Linked DNA regions of Homo sapiens: region 1 is linked to region 2. Evidence: read pairs that join two places in POLR2A ChIA-PET (ENCODE). Cell type or tissue: Panc1. All regions are shown on one strand. Links, peaks and the distances in the headings refer to the core of each region. The heading gives the core; the rest is flanking DNA. Region 1 holds the start of HPDL (4-hydroxyphenylpyruvate dioxygenase like). Region 2 overlaps CCDC163 (CCDC163 homolog).

Evidence for each region. ChIA-PET counts read pairs that join two places held together with the same protein. Peaks named below come from ENCODE experiments on the same cell type or tissue, not always from the same donor. Only the 100,000 strongest peaks of a DNase experiment are listed, where the experiment ranks them.
Region 1: POLR2A ChIA-PET joins it to region 2 with 13 read pairs; 18 of 35 experiments call an interaction of 5 or more read pairs at or near these places.

Annotation. Positions count from the first base shown.
Region 1 is chr1:45,321,108-45,330,266 of GRCh38, forward strand. It overlaps HPDL (4-hydroxyphenylpyruvate dioxygenase like), which reads left to right and starts at 5,788. Exons shown (of 1, transcript NM_032756.4): 1 at 5,788-7,603. The coding sequence starts at 6,042. The coding sequence ends at 7,157. It overlaps MUTYH (mutY DNA glycosylase), which reads right to left. Exons shown (of 16, transcript NM_001048174.2): 16 at 8,135-8,330. The coding sequence ends at 8,199. RefSeq lists a silencer at 2,790-3,084 and enhancers at 5,820-5,869, 5,880-6,129, 6,890-6,999, 8,348-9,159. In Panc1, for the core only: no CTCF peak of the experiment used is centred there; no DNase peak of the experiment used is centred there.
Region 2 is chr1:45,490,169-45,499,704 of GRCh38, forward strand. It overlaps CCDC163 (CCDC163 homolog), which reads right to left. Exons shown (of 5, transcript NM_001102601.3): 1 at 9,364-9,536; 2 at 9,177-9,275; 3 at 7,131-7,215; 4 at 6,388-6,455; 5 at 3,698-4,998. The coding sequence starts at 9,441. The coding sequence ends at 4,891. TESK2 (testis associated actin remodelling kinase 2) reads right to left here and starts at 995. Exons shown (of 11, transcript NM_007170.3): 1 at 684-995. RefSeq lists enhancers at 653-702, 989-1,283 and a silencer at 933-1,152. In Panc1, for the core only: no CTCF peak of the experiment used is centred there; no DNase peak of the experiment used is centred there.

The DNA of each region.
Region 1 (9,159 bases), core at 6,586-9,085, 170 kb before region 2:
AGCAGAGGGTACAAGAGAAAGGAGAGACAGGAGAAGTGAATGAAGAAAACAGAATTCAGTCAACTAAGAAGAAAAAACTTTTCCTCAAAAATAAAGGACAACGTCCTAGGACAGAAAAAATAAATGACGGCCTTTGAATACAAACACACATATGCACACGTACACACACACATCTTGGATGTTAGCTTTTAATTAAGCTGACTTTAACCATTGAGCTCCTTTAAAAAAATGTTTTTAAATTTCATTACCATTTTTGAGCTGGGACAAATTGCCGCTGTTTCAGAAGCACAGCCATTGCTCTTTCAGTTTCGCCTGACTAGCAAAAAGGTGGCCTCGTTATGTAAATAAAGCCCCTAAAGGGGCTAAAGTAGTCAAAATCCAAAATCTGTCCTCTTTTCTCCCTTTTGCTGGCTGTTTTTCTCCCTCACCACACCGCCTTTCTTTTTTTTTTTTAATTCAACCATTTGAGAGGCTTTGTTCCACAAAATTTGGAACTTTCCTTTGGATTTGATCAAGTCAGATCTTTCACGCGCGTATGTGTGAAGACATCACCAAACAGGCTTTGTATAAGCAATAAAGCTTTTTAATCACCTGGGTGCAGGTGGGCTGAGCCTGAAAAGAGAGTCAGCGAAGAGAGATAGGGGTGGGGCCATTTTATAGGATTTGGGTTGGTAGTGGAAAATTACAGTCAAAGGGGGTTGTTCTCTGGCTGGCAGGGGTGGGGGTCACAAGGTGCTCAGTGGGGGAGCTTTTGAGCCGGGATGAGCCAGGAGAAGGAATTTCACAAGGTAATGTCATCAGTTAAGGCAGGAACCAGCCATTTTCACTTATTTTGTGATTCTTCAGTTACTTCAGGCCATCTGGATGAATACGTGCAGGCTTGGGCTCAGAGGCCTGACATTCCTGTCTTCTTATAGTAATAAGAAAAATAAAACAAAATAGTGTTGAAGTGTTGGGGTGGTGAAAATTTTGGGAGGTGGTATGGAGAGATAATGGGCGATGTTTTTCAGGGCTGTTTCGAGCGGGATTGGGGTGGCATGGGAACCTAGAGTCGGAGAGATTAAGCTGAAGGAAGATTTTGTGGTAAGGGGTGATATTGTGGGGTTGTTAGAAGGAGCATTTGTCGTATAGAATGATTGGTGATGGCCTGGATACGGTTTGGATGAATTGAGAAACTAAGCAGAAGATCCTGCTACAGTTAACTACTACAGTTAACCAGCCCAACCTATTCCTTTAATTCGGCCCATCCCTTCATTTCCCATAAGGGATACTTTTAGTTAATTTAGTATCTATAGAAACAATGCTAATGACTGGTTTGCTGTTAATAAATATGTGGGTAAATCTCTGTTCGGGGCTCTCAGCTCTGAAGACTGTGAGACCCCTGATTTCCCACTTCACACCTCTATATTTCTGTGTGTGTGTCTTTAATTCCTCTAGCGCCGCTGGGTTAGGGTCTCCCCGACCGAGCTGGTCTCGGCAAGAAAGAACTAAAAAGCTAAGGGAATACCAAAACAACCAAATGGATTCTTGGTTTGGGAACAAAATCGTAGCATGAGTCATCCCCATTCCTGGGCCATCTCCTAATAATATGCCCAGGACTAATGTTCTTACCCTGCCTAATAAACTTTTTTCAAGGATTTTTAACTGACAGGATCATGGCCATTTCACAGACAACTACCCCAAAACATCTACAGATGGCATTACTCCTATAGTCAATCCGAAACCAGAAAACTCTCCATCCCCGTCAAAAGGAAGTAGCCAGAAAGAACATGCCGCCCCTCTTTTTTTTTTTTTTTTTTTTGGGGGGGACAGAGTCTAACTCTGTCACCCAGGCTAGAGTGCAGTAGCATGATCTCTGCTCACTACAACCTGCGCCTACTGGGTTCAAGTGATTCTCATGTCTCAGCCTTCCAAGTAGCTGGGATTACAGGCATGCGCCCACCACACCTGGCTAATTTCTGTATTTTAGTAGAGACGGGGTTTCCACTGTGCTGGCCAGGCTGGTCTCAAACTCCTGACCTCAGATGATCCACCCACCTCAACCTCCCAAAGTGCTGGGATTACAGGCATGAACCACCGTACCCGGCCCTTTTTTTTTTTTTTCTTTTTTTGAGATGGAGCTTCGCTCTTGTTGCCCAGGCTAGAGTGCAATGGTGCGATCTCGGCTCACTGCAACCTCCGCCTCCTGGGTTCAAGCAATTCTCCTGCCTCAGCCTCTCAGCTTGCTGGCATTACAGGCGTGCACCACCATGCCTGGCTAATTTTTCTTTTTCTGAGACGGAGTCTCGCCCTGTCGCCCAGGCTGGTGTGCAGTGGCTCAGTCTCGGCTCACTGCAAGCTCCGCCTCCTGGGTTCACGCCATTCTCCTGCCTCAGCCTCCCGAGTAGCTGGGACTACAGGTGCCCGCCACCACGCCCAGCTAATTTTTTGTATTTTTAGTAGAGACGGGGTTTCACCGTGTTAGCCAGGATGGTCTCGATCTCCTGACCTCGTGATCCACCCGCCTCGGCCTCCCAAAGTGCTGGGATTACAGGCGTGAGCCACCGCGCCTGGCCTAATTTTGTATTTTTTTTAGCAGAGATGGGGTTTCACCGTGTTGGTCAGGCTGGTCTTGAATACTTGACCTCAAGCTATCCACTCGCCTTGGCCTCCCAAAGTGCTGGGATTACAGGTGTGAGCCACTGCACCTGGCTGCCCCCGTCCTTTTTATCACTATAGAGTCTGGACTGACGGAGCAGGAGCACTGCCATCTTGGACAAGCACTGCCATTTTAAGTTTTGCCTTGATCAAAAACTGCCTAAATCCAAAGGGCATCAGCCTAATGGCTAAGGTCAGCATGACCATAAACCACAAATGACATCTCTGACCAGAAACGTTCCAAGCCCCTCCCCAGCCAGAGACATGCCAGCCCCAAGATAACCTCCCCTTCGGCTGGAGAGGTGTCAGCCTCAAGATAACCTCCCCTCCAACCAGAGACATTCCAACTCCACCATAAACTTCTCCCTGACACAGAAACATTCCAAGCTCTCTCCAATAAATACTGTTAGTCTGGGCCAGACGCGGTGGCTCACGCCTGTAATCCCAGCACTTTGGGAGGTGGAGGCAGGCGGATCATGAGGTCAAAAGATTGAGACCATCCTGGCCAATATGGTGAAACCCGTCTCTACTAAAAAAAATACAAAAATTAGCTGGGTATGGTGGTGCGTGCCTGTAAGTCCCAGCTACTTGGGAGGCTAGCAGGAGAATCGATTGAACCCGGGAGGCGGAGGTTGCAGTGAGCTGAGATCTCGCCACTGCACTCCAGCCTGGTGACAGAGTGAGAATCCATCTCTAAATAAATAAATAAATAAATAAATAAATAGTCTGTAAGAGAGAGCACTCCTGACTGAAATCAGCCAGAAGCCCCTCTCAGGTTTGATTTTTGAGCTGCTTTTTGTGTTTCTTTCCTCTTTCTTTAACTCTTACTGTGACTTTGAACGGAATGGGAGGCAGATTGGCCCTAAGCAGTTCCCAGCTTGACTTTTCCTTTTAGCTTAGTGATTTGGGGCCCCCAAGATTTACTTTCCTTTCTTACTACCCAGGATTCCTTGGGGTGAGCTGCTCATTGAGTAGGCTGCCTAGCCTTTGGCCCATGCCAGTGAAGCCCCTGTCCCCATCTCTCTAGTAGGCCACACAACACCTTCTGGGAGGTACCACTGGCATTGTATCATGAGATAAAATAAAACAATAACTAAATAGCCAGGCATGGTGGTGTGCACCTGTAGTCCCAAGCTACTTGGGAGACTGAGGTGGAAGGATTGCTTAAGCCCAGGAGTTGGAGCCTGCAGTGAGCTGTGATCATGCCACTACACTCCAGCCTAGGTGACAGAGTAAGACCTCATCTCTAAAAAAACTTTTTTCTTTTCTTTTTTTTTTTTTTTGAGACAGAGTTTCTCTCTTGTTGCCCAGGCTACAGTGCAATGGCATGATCTTGGCTCACTGCAACCTCCGCCTCCTGGGTTCAAGTGATTCTCCTGCCTCAGCCTCCCGAGTAGCTGGGATTACATCTAATTTTTTGTATTTTTAGTAGAGATGGGGTTTCACCATGTTGGCCAGGGTGGTCTTGAACTCCTGACCTCAGGTGATCCGCCTGCCTCAGCCTCCCAAAGTGCTGAGATTACAGGTGTGAGCCACTGTGCCCAGCTCTGAAAAACTTTTTAAAATAAATAAATATTAGAATATGTGGGAAAATAAAATTAATTAAAAAAAAAAACAGTAACTACAATAGCAACAGCTACTATTTACTGAACACTTACTCCACCTCACTTAATCACAACTCTTTGAAGTAGGTACTATTATTTCCATTTTTACAGATGGGCAAATTAAGGCTCAGAGGCGTTAAGCAACTTGCCCATACAGACAGTAAGTGTTGCTGGTGATTCAAACCCAGGTCCGTCTGGCTTTTGGAACTCATGTCCTCACATTCACTGGTCTGCAGAGTAGCACCAAGTACCTTTTACCACCCTGACCAGCTCCTGGGTACTGCCCTCCTGCCTGCAGGCCTGAACACCATGACATCCAGCTAGCCCCTGTCCCCTATGACATCCTTCTCCCTCTTGCCAATGAAACCCAGTAGATCAGGCTGCCTGACAAAAAAATTTCTTGTGATGCCTTGGACTGTGGCATTCATCCTAAATGCCTCCCTAACAGCATGGCCCATTGCTCCTCTAAGAGTCTGGCTCACACTCTTACTGAGTTTTTGCTTATGCCCTTTGCCCTTCTTGGATGCCCTTCCCTAACCCTTCAAGGGCCACTCAGTTGAAGTTCCAGAAGACTACAAATTCCTCAATCCAGTCATCTCACACAATTCTGGGTTTCAGAGCCAGAAGTGCCCCCACCACAGAAATCTCTGGCTCAATGCCAAGTCAGGAAGCTGCAAAGAGCAAGGAGGGCCTGTGTTCCAGTCCTCAAAGGATGGGGAAGGGGAATGACAGCCAGGCAGCTGTTCCTTTCAGATCCCGAACCGTCAGATTTTTCCTCCAAATCTTGCTTGGGACAAGGGGTTAAATGATGTTGACAGAAGGGTGATTGAAGAAAGAGACAGGACTGGTTGAGAGATTGCCCAACACTTTGGGAGGCTGAGGTGGAAAGATGGCTTGAGCCCAGGGGTTTAAAACCAGCTTGGGCAATATAGCAAGACCCCATTTCTAAAAAAAAAAATTATTTTTAATTAGCTGGGTGTGGTGGCGTCCGCCTGTGGTCCCAGCTATTTGTGCACTGAGGCAAGGAAAATCGCCTGAACCCAGGAGGTGGAGGCTGCAGTGAGCTGTGATTGTGCCACTCCAGCCTGGGTGACAGAGTGAGACCCTGTCTCAAAACATATAAACGTGTGTGTGTGTGTGTGTGTGTGTGTGTGTGTATTCCAGGGAACATTAAGACTTAGAGGCAAACTCCAGAACTTAAAGAAAAAACATGAAAGTGCTAAAAAATTCCGTGCTTGTGGAGAGAGAATTCCAACTCTTTCCCTGAACCCGGGCTGAGTCCCTTCGCTGTGAGGTTGGGGGGATGAGTGGGAGCCCAGTGCCTGGCGCCGAGTGAAGGCAGCCATTGTGAGTTCCTGGGCTGGGGAAGGGAGGCTCAGTGCCCAAGGATGTGACCAGGCGTGAGGCCCGGGGAAAGAGCAGCGCGGCGACCCCGCAGTATCCGAGGCGACAGGGTGTGGGGGAGGGGGTGGGGAGTCAAAGGCGGAGTCACGGGCTCCGCCCTCTTTCTCCTGCTTGGCGCGAGCACAGGCACCGCGTGGTTCTCACAACCAGCAGCTCGGCTCACTGAGACCCGGTGGTCCAGACGCTGCTCCTGGCTGGGGTGGCGCTGCAGGGAGAACCGCGAGCTCTCAGGGGTCGGCGGGTGACTTCTTTCCGGAAGAAAGCGAGGAACGCGCTCTGCGGGGTGAGCCGGACTCCCCAACTCCGGACGATCAGCCCAGGACTGAGAGCCCCGAAGTCCCCAACCACAAGTAAGCGGCCCCAGAAGGACAAGTCTAGGTCGCCGTCCAGAGCGCCATGGCCGCGCCCGCCCTTCGTTTGTGCCACATCGCCTTCCACGTGCCCGCCGGGCAGCCCCTAGCCCGGAACCTGCAGCGCCTCTTCGGCTTCCAGCCCCTGGCTTCGCGGGAGGTGGACGGCTGGCGGCAGCTAGCCCTGCGCAGCGGCGACGCGGTCTTTTTGGTGAACGAGGGCGCAGGGTCTGGAGAGCCGCTGTACGGCCTGGATCCGCGTCACGCCGTGCCCAGCGCCACAAACCTGTGCTTCGACGTGGCGGACGCCGGCGCTGCAACCCGGGAGCTGGCAGCGCTGGGCTGCAGCGTGCCTGTCCCTCCCGTTCGCGTGCGGGACGCGCAGGGTGCCGCCACTTACGCCGTGGTCAGCTCGCCTGCCGGCATCCTCAGCCTGACCTTGCTGGAGCGCGCTGGCTACCGCGGACCCTTCCTACCCGGCTTCAGGCCCGTGTCCTCTGCGCCTGGCCCCGGGTGGGTCAGCCGCGTGGACCACCTGACCTTGGCCTGCACCCCCGGCAGCTCCCCCACACTTTTGCGCTGGTTCCACGACTGCCTGGGCTTTTGCCACTTGCCGCTGAGCCCAGGTGAGGATCCCGAGCTGGGCCTCGAAATGACAGCAGGGTTTGGGCTTGGGGGACTGAGGCTTACAGCCCTGCAGGCCCAGCCGGGCAGCATTGTCCCCACTCTTGTTCTGGCTGAGTCCCTTCCGGGGGCGACGACACGACAGGACCAGGTGGAGCAGTTCCTGGCCCGGCACAAGGGGCCAGGCCTGCAGCACGTGGGGCTGTATACGCCTAACATTGTGGAGGCCACTGAGGGGGTGGCAACTGCTGGAGGCCAGTTCCTGGCTCCCCCTGGGGCATACTACCAGCAGCCAGGAAAGGAGAGGCAGATCCGAGCTGCAGGGCACGAGCCTCATCTGCTTGCTCGACAGGGGATCCTGCTAGATGGTGATAAAGGCAAGTTTCTGCTTCAGGTCTTCACCAAGTCCCTTTTTACTGAGGACACTTTCTTCCTGGAGCTGATTCAGAGGCAGGGGGCCACTGGCTTTGGTCAGGGCAACATCAGAGCTCTGTGGCAGTCCGTACAGGAGCAATCTGCCAGGAGCCAGGAAGCCTAAGGATGCCCAGGGCTGGGTGCAGCCAGCTGTCCTGCAGCTCTGGGGAGACCAGCACAGAACTGAGGAACATCTGCAGGAGGCCCAACTAGTGAAAGGCTTTGCCTCCGGGGGGCAGGTGTGACTTCCATTTCATCAGTGCCTGCCAGAAGCTGTGTCTCTCATTGGGCTCCAAAGAGGTGGGATTTTTTAAAACTAAAACATTTCTTATATACAGTCTATAATAAATATGTAAGATACAAAGAACAATAAAAGAATTACACACTAGGAAATAGAACATAACCAATACTTTCGAGTCCTCCCTGTGTCCCGCTGTGATTCTATTTCCTCCCACCCACTCCTCAAATCCTGTCATTATTAGCCCTTTGCTTTTCTGTATTGTTTCACTCCGTATGTAACATAACCCTAAATAAATTATTTCGTATTTGAGGTAGGAATTTAAAACAGAACAAATCTTCTCCTGTGCTTCCTCTCCCCCTAGGGAGCGACCACTCAGGTGGGGAGGGGCTGGGTGAGAGTTGAGCCCAACTACCTACTCCAGAGTGATGCCACCACTCCAATTAGAGCTGACCTGAGACGTAAACAGAGGGTGTTGTGTGTCAGCCACTGGCAGGTTCTCCCTGTAGCTGCCTTGCCTTTCTCCTGGGGGTTGGAGGGCAGATCAGTCTGGACAGAACACCCCCACTCCAACCCCATCTGCCCGGGGCTGGCTGGGAGTTCAGCCAGAGAAAGTCAGAACCAAGCAGAACGTCACCACTTTTCTGGGTCCCTCCCTCAGATATAAGGGGTGAGGGGGCTAGGGAGAGGGTGGAAGGCTGTCCAAAATAGCTACAAAAGGGCGGGCGTGGTGGCTCATGCCTGTAATCCAAGCACTTTAGGAGGCTGAAGTGGGAGAATCACTTGAGGCCAGAATCACCTGAGTTCGAAACCAGTCTGAGCAACATAGCGAGACCCCCATCTCAAAAAAATACAACATAAAATAACTACAAAAATAAGCACTTTACTAACAACAGGATTCTCAGGGAATGGGGGCTTTCAGAGGTGTCACTGGGCTGCACTGTTGAGGCTGTGTGCATCAGTGGAGATGTGAGACCGAAAGAAATTATCCAGGACTTGCTGGCCCATGCGGGGCTTTTTCCGACTGCACGGAGAGGACACCTGGGACCTTTTGGAACCCTGTGAAAAAATGGAAGGAGGGAGGCCTTGTAGTTGGGGGAGGGGGAGCAGAGAATCCTCTCCTTGTCCTCTCTCCCTTTCCCCGACTCTACTGATCTAGCTAGGCTTAGCCTGGAATGCTGTAGAGCTTTCATCCTGCCTCAAGTATCTGCCCCATCAATCAACCCTCCAAAAGGCTGCCTGAGGGAATCGAATTGTCCTAAAAATGCAAATCTGACTCCTCTCTCCTCCACCTAAAATGAGTCAGCAGCCTAGGGCTCACACCCTGACTGACCCAGCAGGCCCTGCTGACCTTTCCAGCTAAACCAACTGCTCACAGCTCCTTGAGCACTGCAGCCTGCACTGGGCTCCACCTTTGCTCACACTACTCTTGGGACTGGAAAGAACATCGCTACGGTTGATTCCCCTCCCAAACCTGAAGAAAAGGATTCATTTCTAGGACGAAGATTACCAGCTGCTTCCTCCAAACAGCCTTTCCTGATCCGTCTCCCAATTAGAACTGATAGCTCCCATGGATGGGTGTGGTGGCTCACGCCTGTAATCCCAGCACTTTGGGAGGCCAAGATGGGCAGATCACTTGAGGTCAGGAGTTCGAGACCAGCCTAGTCAACATGGTGAAACCCTGTCTCTACTAAAAATACAAAAATTAGTTGGGTGTGGTAGCAGGCACCTGTAATCCCAGCTACTTGGGAGACTGAGGCAGGAGAATCGCTTTAATCCAGTTGTGGGAGATTGCAGTGAGCCGAGATCGGGCCACTGCACTCTAGCTTGGGTGACAGTGAGACTGTCTCAAAAAAAAAAAAAAAAAAAAAAAAGAACTGATGGCTCC
Region 2 (9,536 bases), core at 5,318-7,817:
CTTCAACGGCTCCCCATGCATGCAGCATGAAGTCCAAATTCCTCAGCAAGTTCTTCTCAGAGGTATACAATTTAAAGACTTTTAAATTACGCAAACCTGGATTTCGCTTGTAGCGAAATCTGAACACTGGCTTAGTCCACTCTTCACAGCGAAGAGTAAAAAGCAGAGAGGGGAAAGGAAGGGAGACGATGACAAGCGAGGAAAGAAGAGGGGGAAGGCAGTAGGGTCTGAGGGGAGGGAATTGTTTTCCTGGGTAGAGGTGAACGTTTTCGAGGGAAGAGTGTATCGGAGGGAAGTCAAGTGAAGGAACCCAGATCTCTGAGGCAGGAGCGGGTATGCGAGCAGGGAGGCGCTCAGTGGGGAGCTGGAAGTCTCTGAAACAAGAGTTTTCCGAGAAAACGAAAGATCCCTAATGCGAGCGAGGTAACTTCTAATGGGTTCCCAGGTTCTAAGGGGGAGCAGACGTGGCGGGGAGCCTGAGGGAAGTGAGAAGGAAAGGGGAAAGCGGCCAGGAAGGGAGCGTCCGCCGCCGCTGAGAGGGGGACCTCTGGGAAGCCGAGGGGTCCCGTCGGGTGCGGAGGGACGCAGGCGCCTCTGCTCCGGGGCAGAGGAGGTGGAGCGGCAGCGCGCGCGGGCCAGGCAGGATGCCCGGGTTTGTGACCCCCGTCCTCTTTTCACGTTACCTGAGGCAGGACTGAGCAGCCAGAGGGGTGCCTGCGCGGGCAAGAGGAGGAGACGGCGGCAAAGAGGGAGCATAGTAACCCTCACAGCTCGTTGGTGGCAGCGGCTCCTTAGCCTGCGGAGGCGGTGGGAGCCCCTAGCGCAGAAGCCGGCGACTCAGCTAGGCTAGCGGCGGCGGCGAACGAGGAGACTACTGCCATGGCCCCACAGTCGGGGCCGCTCCCCCCGCCTGTTTGGCGGGGCCAGGAGGACGATCCGACCAGCGAAGCCAACAGGGCAGCTGGTAGCTCTGCTGAGCTCCCGGGCCGCGAAAGACTGAAACGCCTACCCGGCCCAGCAGGGGGGTTGGGGGCGGGGTCTCGGCTGGCCACGCCCCTCCCTCAAGCCCTCCCTCAGAGTAGCCAGTCAACCGTCAACTCCTGATAAACGAGGTAGTGGAATTGCCCAATTAGCGCTAGGAATGCCACGTGGTATGAGGGTGGGCACAATGGGCGTCCAGAAAAGCCAATCAACAGCCGTAGGTGCCAACTCCGGAGGACGAAGGGAACCAATAGGAAGGAAGTCGAGGTAAAAACAGAAGAAGCAGTGTGTGGGAAAGGCGGAACCGAGGAGGAGGGAATACACCTGGGGGAAACCCAAGTCCAGGAGCCTCTTAGAGGGCGGGGCAGTAAACACAAGATGGACCAATAAAAATGTTAAACACAGAAATGATTGGTAATTGATAAAGCCAATAGAAAATGGACTAGACTGGCGCGGCTTTCGGGTTGGTCAAGGTATAGCTGAGTAAGGAAAAGCGGTAAGAATGCTGCGTCCTGCAGGATTTCAGTATAGTGAGGAGGAAAAAATATATCAATAATACCGACTTGAAATAGTAAGAGCAATCAGTAGAGCTAAACAAAATGCTAGGGAAGCAATTAATCATGACTATGAGATTCGGTTAAGTGAAAGCTTAGAGGAGGTAACACTTCAGCTAGCTTGAAAACAGATTTTGAAAGAAAGCTGGTGGGGAATAAGTTGGGATTTTTTGTTGTTTTTGTTGGTTGTTTTTTTTTTAGAAGGGTCTCACTCTGTCGCCCAGGATGATGGAGTGCAATGGAGCGATCATGGCTCACTTGCAGCCTCAAACTCCTGGATTAAGATGATCCTCCCAACTCAGCCTCCCCGGATAGCTGGGACTACAGGCACACGCCAGCATGCCTGACTAATTTTTTGTATATTTTGTAGAGACGGGGTTTACCATGTTGCCCAGGCTGGTCTGTAACTCCTGGACTCAAGTGATCGGCCCACGTTGGCCTACGAAAGTGCCGGGATTACAGGCGTGAGCCACCGCTCCCAGCTAAGAATTCTGCCCAGCTGTTCAAGGCACATATTTCTTCACTTTTTGCATGTGCCTGGACATCAGGAGCTCATAATCTCATGACTGAAGAGACTAGAACAGGAGGAGGGCAAGAGCAAGCAGTATGGGCCTTACTGTATTAGCACTCCCAGGGGTTAGAGACCCCTTTTCAGACATCTTAAGACTTTCATCCTCCTGGAAGAGTATAAGTGGTATGCATTCCTGGTGGCCATAAAGTTTAAGAAATATGGCCAGGGCCGGGAGCAGTGGATCACGCCTGTAATCCCACCACTTTGGGAGGCCGAGGCAGGGGGATCACGAAGTCAGAAGATCGAGACCATCCTGGCAAACATGGTGAAACCTCGTCTCTACTAAAAATAGAAAAATTAGCTGGGTGTATTGGCGCGTGCCTGTAGTCCCAGCTACTCAGGAGGCTGAGGCAAGAGAATCGCTTGAGCCCGGGAAGCAGAAGTTGCAGTGAGCCAAGATCGCACCACTGCACTCCAGCCTGGGCGACACAGCAAGTCTCCGTCTCAAAAAAAAAAAAAAAAAAAAAATATGGCCAGACACAGTGATTCACTTCTGTAATCTCAGCACTTTGGGAGGCCAAGGTGGATCACTTGAAGCCAGGAGTTTGAGACCAGCCTGGGCAACATAGCGAGACCCTGTCTGTACAGAAAAAAAAAAAAAAATGAGCCCAAAATGGTGGCATGTACCTGTGGTCCTAGCTACTTGGGAGGCTAAAGCCAGAAGATCACCTGAGCCCAGAGGTCAAGGCTACAGTGAGCTGTGGATGGTGCCACTGCACTCCAGCCTGGACAACAGAGCAGGACCCTGTCCCAAAAAAATATAAAAAGAAAGAAAGAAGTGTGGTAGGAGATATTGGAGAGAGAAGAGGCTGCATGTGGGTTGGGCTTAAATGCCAATATTCAAATTTGTCTTTTGTTTTTTATGCTGTGAGAGCTATTCTTGAGCAGGACCATAAACTAAACAGGGCAGTGTTTTAGGAAGATTAATTGGTAGCTCACAGAATCTCTGAAGGGAGAAGAGAGATCACCCCAGCCCAGTCCCCCTGACCAAAGGCTTTTTGGTACCATTCTTCTGGCAACAAATCATGTGCTGCCACCTGGTGACAGCTCAAATAACAATTTTCCACATTGCTATTTAATATTTCTGTTGAGGTTGGGTGTGTGGGCTCAGACCTGTAATCCCAAGGGCTTTGGGAGACTGAGGTAGGAGGATCTCTTGAGCCCAAGGGTTTGAGACCAGCCTGGGCAACATAGTGAGACACATCTCTACAAACAAAAATCCTTTTATAATTAGCTGGGTGTGGCATCACATGCCTGTAGTACTAGCTACTAGGGAAGCTGAGGCAGGAGGATCACTTGAGCCCAGGAGTTCAAGACCAGCCTAGGCAAGATGGCGAAACCCTGTCTTTACAAAAAGTACAAAAAATTAGCTGGGTGTGGTGGCGCATGCCTCTGGTCCCAGCTACATGGTAGACTGAGGTGGGAGGATCGCTTAAGCCCAGGAAGTTGAGGCTGCAGTGAGCTGTGATCTCGCCACTGCACTCTGGCCTGGGTTACAGAGTGAAACTCCATCTCAAAAAAAAGAAAAAACAAAGTGGACCCATGCAGTTCATGTTCCGTGTTGTCCAAGTAGTGAAAAGGATCAGGATCATTAGTCACAAGGCATTTTTTAATGAAATATAATAGAAAATATCAGTGTATCACTCCCACTAAGGATAAAAATTAAATCATAACATTTTTATTTCAGTTAATAAATCTACACACATATTTACTAGGTCACAATGTAAATTGTATTTCTTACTGGAAGTCACAGCCAAAAAATTCTTAAAGCCACTGGATTAGAGGCAGAGAGACTGAAAGAAGAGACCAGGGAAGAGGCTGCTACAGAAATGCAGTCTGGGCTGCTAAGGATGATGTGTGGAGATGCCAAAGAGAGCCTCAAGCAGTAGAAGCTGGGGCTAGGCATGGTAGCAGCTCACACCTGTAATCTGAACACTTTGGGAGGCCAAAGTTGGTGGATCAGTTGAGCCCAGGAGTTCGAGACCAGCCTGGGCAACATGGTGAAAACCTGTCTCTACAAAAAATATTTAAAAATTAGCCAGGCATGATAGCGTGTGCCTGTAGTCCCATATATTATTACTTGGGGGGCTAAGGTGGGAGGATTGCTTTAGTACAGGAAGCGGAGGCTGCAGTGAGCCAAGATCATGCCACTGCACTCCAGCCTGGGCAACTGAGTAAGACCTTGCCTCAAAAAAAAAAAAAAAAAAGGCAGAAGCTGGAGATGAGGAAAGGTAGCCTCCTACTGTCCAGATCCAAGTCCCACCAGAATATCTCATCCTCCTTTGCATCCCCCAGCACTACTGCCCTAGAGCAGTGTCCTACCTCATTCTACTCACCAGAATGGGAACTCCCATTACTTTCCAAGTTCAACTGAGCTTGCACTCAGAAGGTACAGCTATAGGCTGGGCATGGTGGCTCACAACTGTAATCCCAGCACTTTGGGAGGGCGAGGCGGGCAGATCACTTGAGGTCAGAAGTTCAAGACCAGACTGGCCAACATGGTGAAACCCCATCTCTACTAAAAATACAAAAATTAGCGCACACCTGTAATCCCAGCTACTTGGGAGGCTGAGGCAGGACAATTGCTTGAACCTGGGAGGCGGAGGTTGCAGTGAGCTGAGATGGGGGGCAAGGATGGGCAGGCAGTGAAAAGCCTCAGTAGATAAGACAGATAATAGCTACTTCAAGAAGGTAGGGGCGGGCAGCCCAGAAACAGGGCCTTGGAGGGGAGGGTGGGCAAAGAAGCCTTCATCCTACTATTCTTAACGAGTCCTTACAGGTCATTCAGGAGCATTTTGGGGCCCCAAAGGAATAGGTCCTCTTGCTTAAGACTCTGGGCATGGAGCTGAAAGATGCTGGGCTCCAGGTTAGAAAGGGTGCTCCTCTGGGGATCTAAGAGGAAAGAAAAGGGAAGAGAAAACAAGTCATCAGCAAGCATTGTGATATGCATAGAACTAGGCCCTAGGCCTTTCTAATAGAGAGGGACATAGAGGACTGACAGGATAAACAGCAACAGAGGTCAGTGAGTTCACAGAAAGGCAGAGACTCCATTCTACCTAGTGTTAAATAATTAGGCAGCTGGCATTCAGGCACCATTCAGATTTAGCCTCCCCCAAAACGGGAATCCTTGTCCTTATCCTTACCTGGCTTCCATAAAAGTTCCCAGCTACTGTTACTGTCCAGAAGACTGAATTAAGAGCTGGATGAAGAAACAGACATGGTGAAGGTAGTGGGCAGAGGCAGCTTAGATTGGACAACATGAATGGAGATCCTGGAAAGGGGAACAGAACCAGAAACAGAGAAGATAATGATGTATCAAGGGGGCCCTTCCAACACAGAACTGTCCTCCTTCCTCAGGCTAGGACTCTGGTCTCCTCCCTCTTTTTTTTTTTTTTTTTTTTTTTTTTTTTGAGATGGAGTCTCACTCTGTCACCCAAGCTGGAGTGCAACGGCATGATCTCAGTTTACTGCAACCTCCACCTCCTGGGTTCAAGTGATTCTCCCACCTCAGCCTCTCGAGTAGCTGGGATTACAGGCACCCGCCATCATGCCCGGCTAATTTTTGTAGAGATGGGGTTTCACCATGTTAGCCAGGCTGGTCTTGAACTCCTGACCTCAGGTGATCCGCCCACCTCGGCCTCCCAAAGTGCTGGGATTATAGGCGTGAGCCACCGCGCCCTGCCAATCTCTCCTCCCTCTGTAACATCCAAACATACAAAGGTACCTCACTGACTCTCTATCAGGTAAAGAATGCCTTTATGGGATACAACCCAGATACTCATACTACCCCAAAAGCCCAAGTCAAATCTAGGATAGCTGAACTTTGGTCCCCAGTGCCCGACCTGTGAGACAATTTCCCTCCAATGGCACAGCACCCATACCCCCTGACCTAAGGAGGTTGTGCTCCCTCCAGGCATCTTGGTCCTCTGTCCTGGTAGCCTCCAGGGTATGACCCTTGCCTTCCTGGCCACTTTGCAACTGCTCTAACATCTGCCAGATCATGGGCTCAGGTGGAACCAAACCTCTCCCTCTCTCCCTCCCCATGACTGTCCTCTTCAGCACACTTGGAACCCTCATGTCGGCAAGGATAGTTTCTCATGGCCGGGAGCAGAAAGGTTAGAAAGAAGAGCTCTGGAGAGAGAGAGAGTCAGCACAGGGAAGAGAGGAATGAAGACAGGGGCAGGAGAGGGTATCCTGGCCTCCCTGCAGAACAGGATAGACAGAGAAAGGAAAGGTCCTCCATAGAGAAATATGCAGAGACAAGTCTGAACCTAGTCCTACCTTCCAACTGCCAACCTGAGCCTGTCGTCCCTCAGCCAGCTGTTTCAGCAGCAGCTCCTGGTGCTGGCCTGCAGATGAGAGAGAATGTAAGGGGGCTGTTCCCCAACTTCTTTCCTTCTCCCTCCCTGCCTGTGACCAGCCTGCTGCCAAAAACTGAGACAGAAACATTCTGGCTCAGCCATTGGGACGCTTCCAAGCTGACTGAAGAGATTAAACTCACACCATGAGAGACAAAGAGTGCAACAAAATACTTGGCCACACTTCTCAGTAGCTCAGGCAGTTGGAGCCATGGCCACTTAATGGGAGAGCAAGAAGACTTTCCAGGCCAGGCGCAGTGGCTCACACCTGTAATCCCAGCACTTTGGGAGGCCAAGGCAGGCGGATCATCTGAGGTCAGGAGTTCGAGACCAGCTCGGCCAACATGGTGAAACCCCATTTCTACTAAAAATACTAAAAATATGAAAAAAAGTGGCTGGGCATGGTGGCGGGCACCTGTAATCCCAGCTACTCAGGAGGCTGAGGCAGGAGAATCGCTTGGACTCGGGAGGCAGAGGTTGCAGTGAGCCAAGATTGCGCCATTGCAACACAGCCTTGGCAACAGGCAACAGAGCGAGGCTGGGCAACAGAGCAAGACTCCATCTCAAAAAGAATAAAAATAAATAAAAATAAATAAAAGAAGAAGATGACTTTCCAGAAAAGGGGACAAGGAAACGCATATTCGCCCCCAACCACCTTTTACTTACTCAACTGGTACTGCAGCAACTTCAATTCCTTCTGCATAATCTCTGACTCCTCCCACAGCACTGCAGGAGTGACAGCAGTGCTATTCTAAAGTCAATCAACAAATCCAGAGTAAGAAGGCAAGTAGAGTATCTAGGGTCTTGTGAAACTCTTAGAGAGGATGATCCCCAACTTGTCCCACTACAAATGCCAAAAGTTCAAAGGCCTCAAGAAGGCAAGGCCGCACTCAGTGCTCAATGGCGCCCAGGCTGGAGTGCAGTGGCGTGATCTCGGCTCGCTACAACCTCCACCTCCCAGCCGCCTGCCTTGGCCTCCCAAAGTGCCGAGACTGCAGCCTCTGCCCGGCCGCCACCCCGTCTGGGAAGTGAGGAGCGTCTCCGCCCGGCAGCCACCCCGTCCGGGAGGGAGGTGGAGGGGGTCAGCCCCCCGCCAGGCCAGCCGCCCCGTCTGGGAGGGAGGTGGGGGTGTCAGCCCCCCGCCCGGCCAGCCACCCCATCCGGGAGGTGAGGGGTGCCTCTGCCCGGCCACCCCTACTGGGAAGTGAGGAGCCCCTCTGCCCGGCCACCACCCCGTCTGGGAGGTGTGCCCAACAGCTCATTGAGAACGGGCCAGGATGACAATGGCGGCTTTGTGGAATAGAAAGGGGGGAAAGGTGGGGAAAAGATTGAGAAATCGGATGGTTGCCGTGTCTGTGTAGAAAGAAGTAGACATGGGAGACTTTTCATTTTGTTCTGTACTAAGAAAAATTCTTCTGCCTTGGGATCCTGTTGATCTGTGACCTTACCCCCAACCCTGTGCTCTCTGAAACATGTGCTGTGTCCACTCAGAGTTAAATGGATTAAGGGCGGTGCAAGATGTGCTTTGTTAAACAGATGCTTGAAGGCAGTATGCTCATTAAGAGTCATCACCACTCCCTAATCTCAAGTACCCAGGGACACAAACACTGCCGAAGGCCGCAGGGTCCTCTGCCTAGGAAAACCAGAGACCTTTGTTCACTTGTTTATCTGCTGACCTTCCCTCCACTATTGTCCTATGACCCTGCCAAATCCCCCTCTGTGAGAAACACCCAAGAATGATCAATAAAAGAAAAACAAACCCAAAAAAAAAAAAAAAAAAAAAGAAGGCAAGGTCTTGACTATCCCTTACTCAGTCTGCAGCTCCTGAGGAAGGCCATTGGTAGTACTGCATTCTCCTGGTCCTGTTTGCATCTGGGCTTGGGCTTGGGCTTGGGTTTGCTCCCACACCTGGCTCTGAAGGCCCTGCAGTTCCTTTCTCAGCTCCTCCAGGCATTGCTCCAGGAGAAAAGCACTCCCCTTTGGGGCCCCCTGCAGCAACCTTAGTGATGCTGTAGTGGGACAAGTTAGGGATCATCCTCTCTAAGAGTTTCACAAGACCCTAGATACTCTACTTGCAAAACAAGACACATGTGCACACACAACAGGTGTGTGGCAAAATTGTGTGCATACATATGAAGCTGTGTATATGAAGAAAATAACTGGCCAGATACCTTCCAGGACACTGATCTGGTACTTCTGCTGCTCTCGCTCTTCTAGCAGGCCCTGCACTGCCTGCCTTAGTGCCTGTCACCTCCCCAGGCAGAAAAAAGCACATGAACTACTGTATAACAGCTTTTCCCGACCCCTAGTATCCTCATCTTACACAAACATCACATATACACACCAAGGATTCCAAGCCTCACCTGAGCCTGACATTGAAATTAGGATCAGAGAATAGCAACCTCACCCCAGAGAGAGGATGGGCTCTAGGACTCAGGGCAGCTCAGCCTTTGTGGAACTATGGGAGTCTCTAAAGCCCAAGGCTGTTGAGCTTGGACTCCTGACTGCAGAGGCAAGTGATGAGAGGAAATCCAGGTCCCAGCCAGGTCCCCGGCTGAGGAAATAAGGAAGGGTTAAGTGCAGGGTCTGTGTGGGGAAACAGAGTTCAGGAAAGGACAGAGTTGGAATTTGGAAGGAATAATGGATGATACGGGCACTGGAGGAAGGCACAGAAAGAGAAAGGGCTTGGAAGTAGAAAGAGACATTACTTACCTGCGGTGGAGACCCCAAGAAGATACAGCCACTGCTACAGAAGAAACAGATGCACAGGCCAATGAGCTCTGTGGAGACCCCAAGAGGATACAGCCACTGCTACAAAAGAAACAGATGCACAGGCCAATGAACTCTGAGAGTCCCTTAGCCTCCCCACGCAAACTGGGGACCTCCACCAACCCCTCACCTTATTCCGGACCACATTTCCATCAGTAGCGTTGAGAAGCACATCCAGCTGCTCAAACCAGCTGAGGCTCGTATTCATATCCTGTGGCAGGGGAGCGGCAGGGGTCTGGCTCCCTGGTGTCTTGTGCTTGCTCTCCTAGCGGGGGATACCCAAGGTATCCCCAGGAAAGGCCA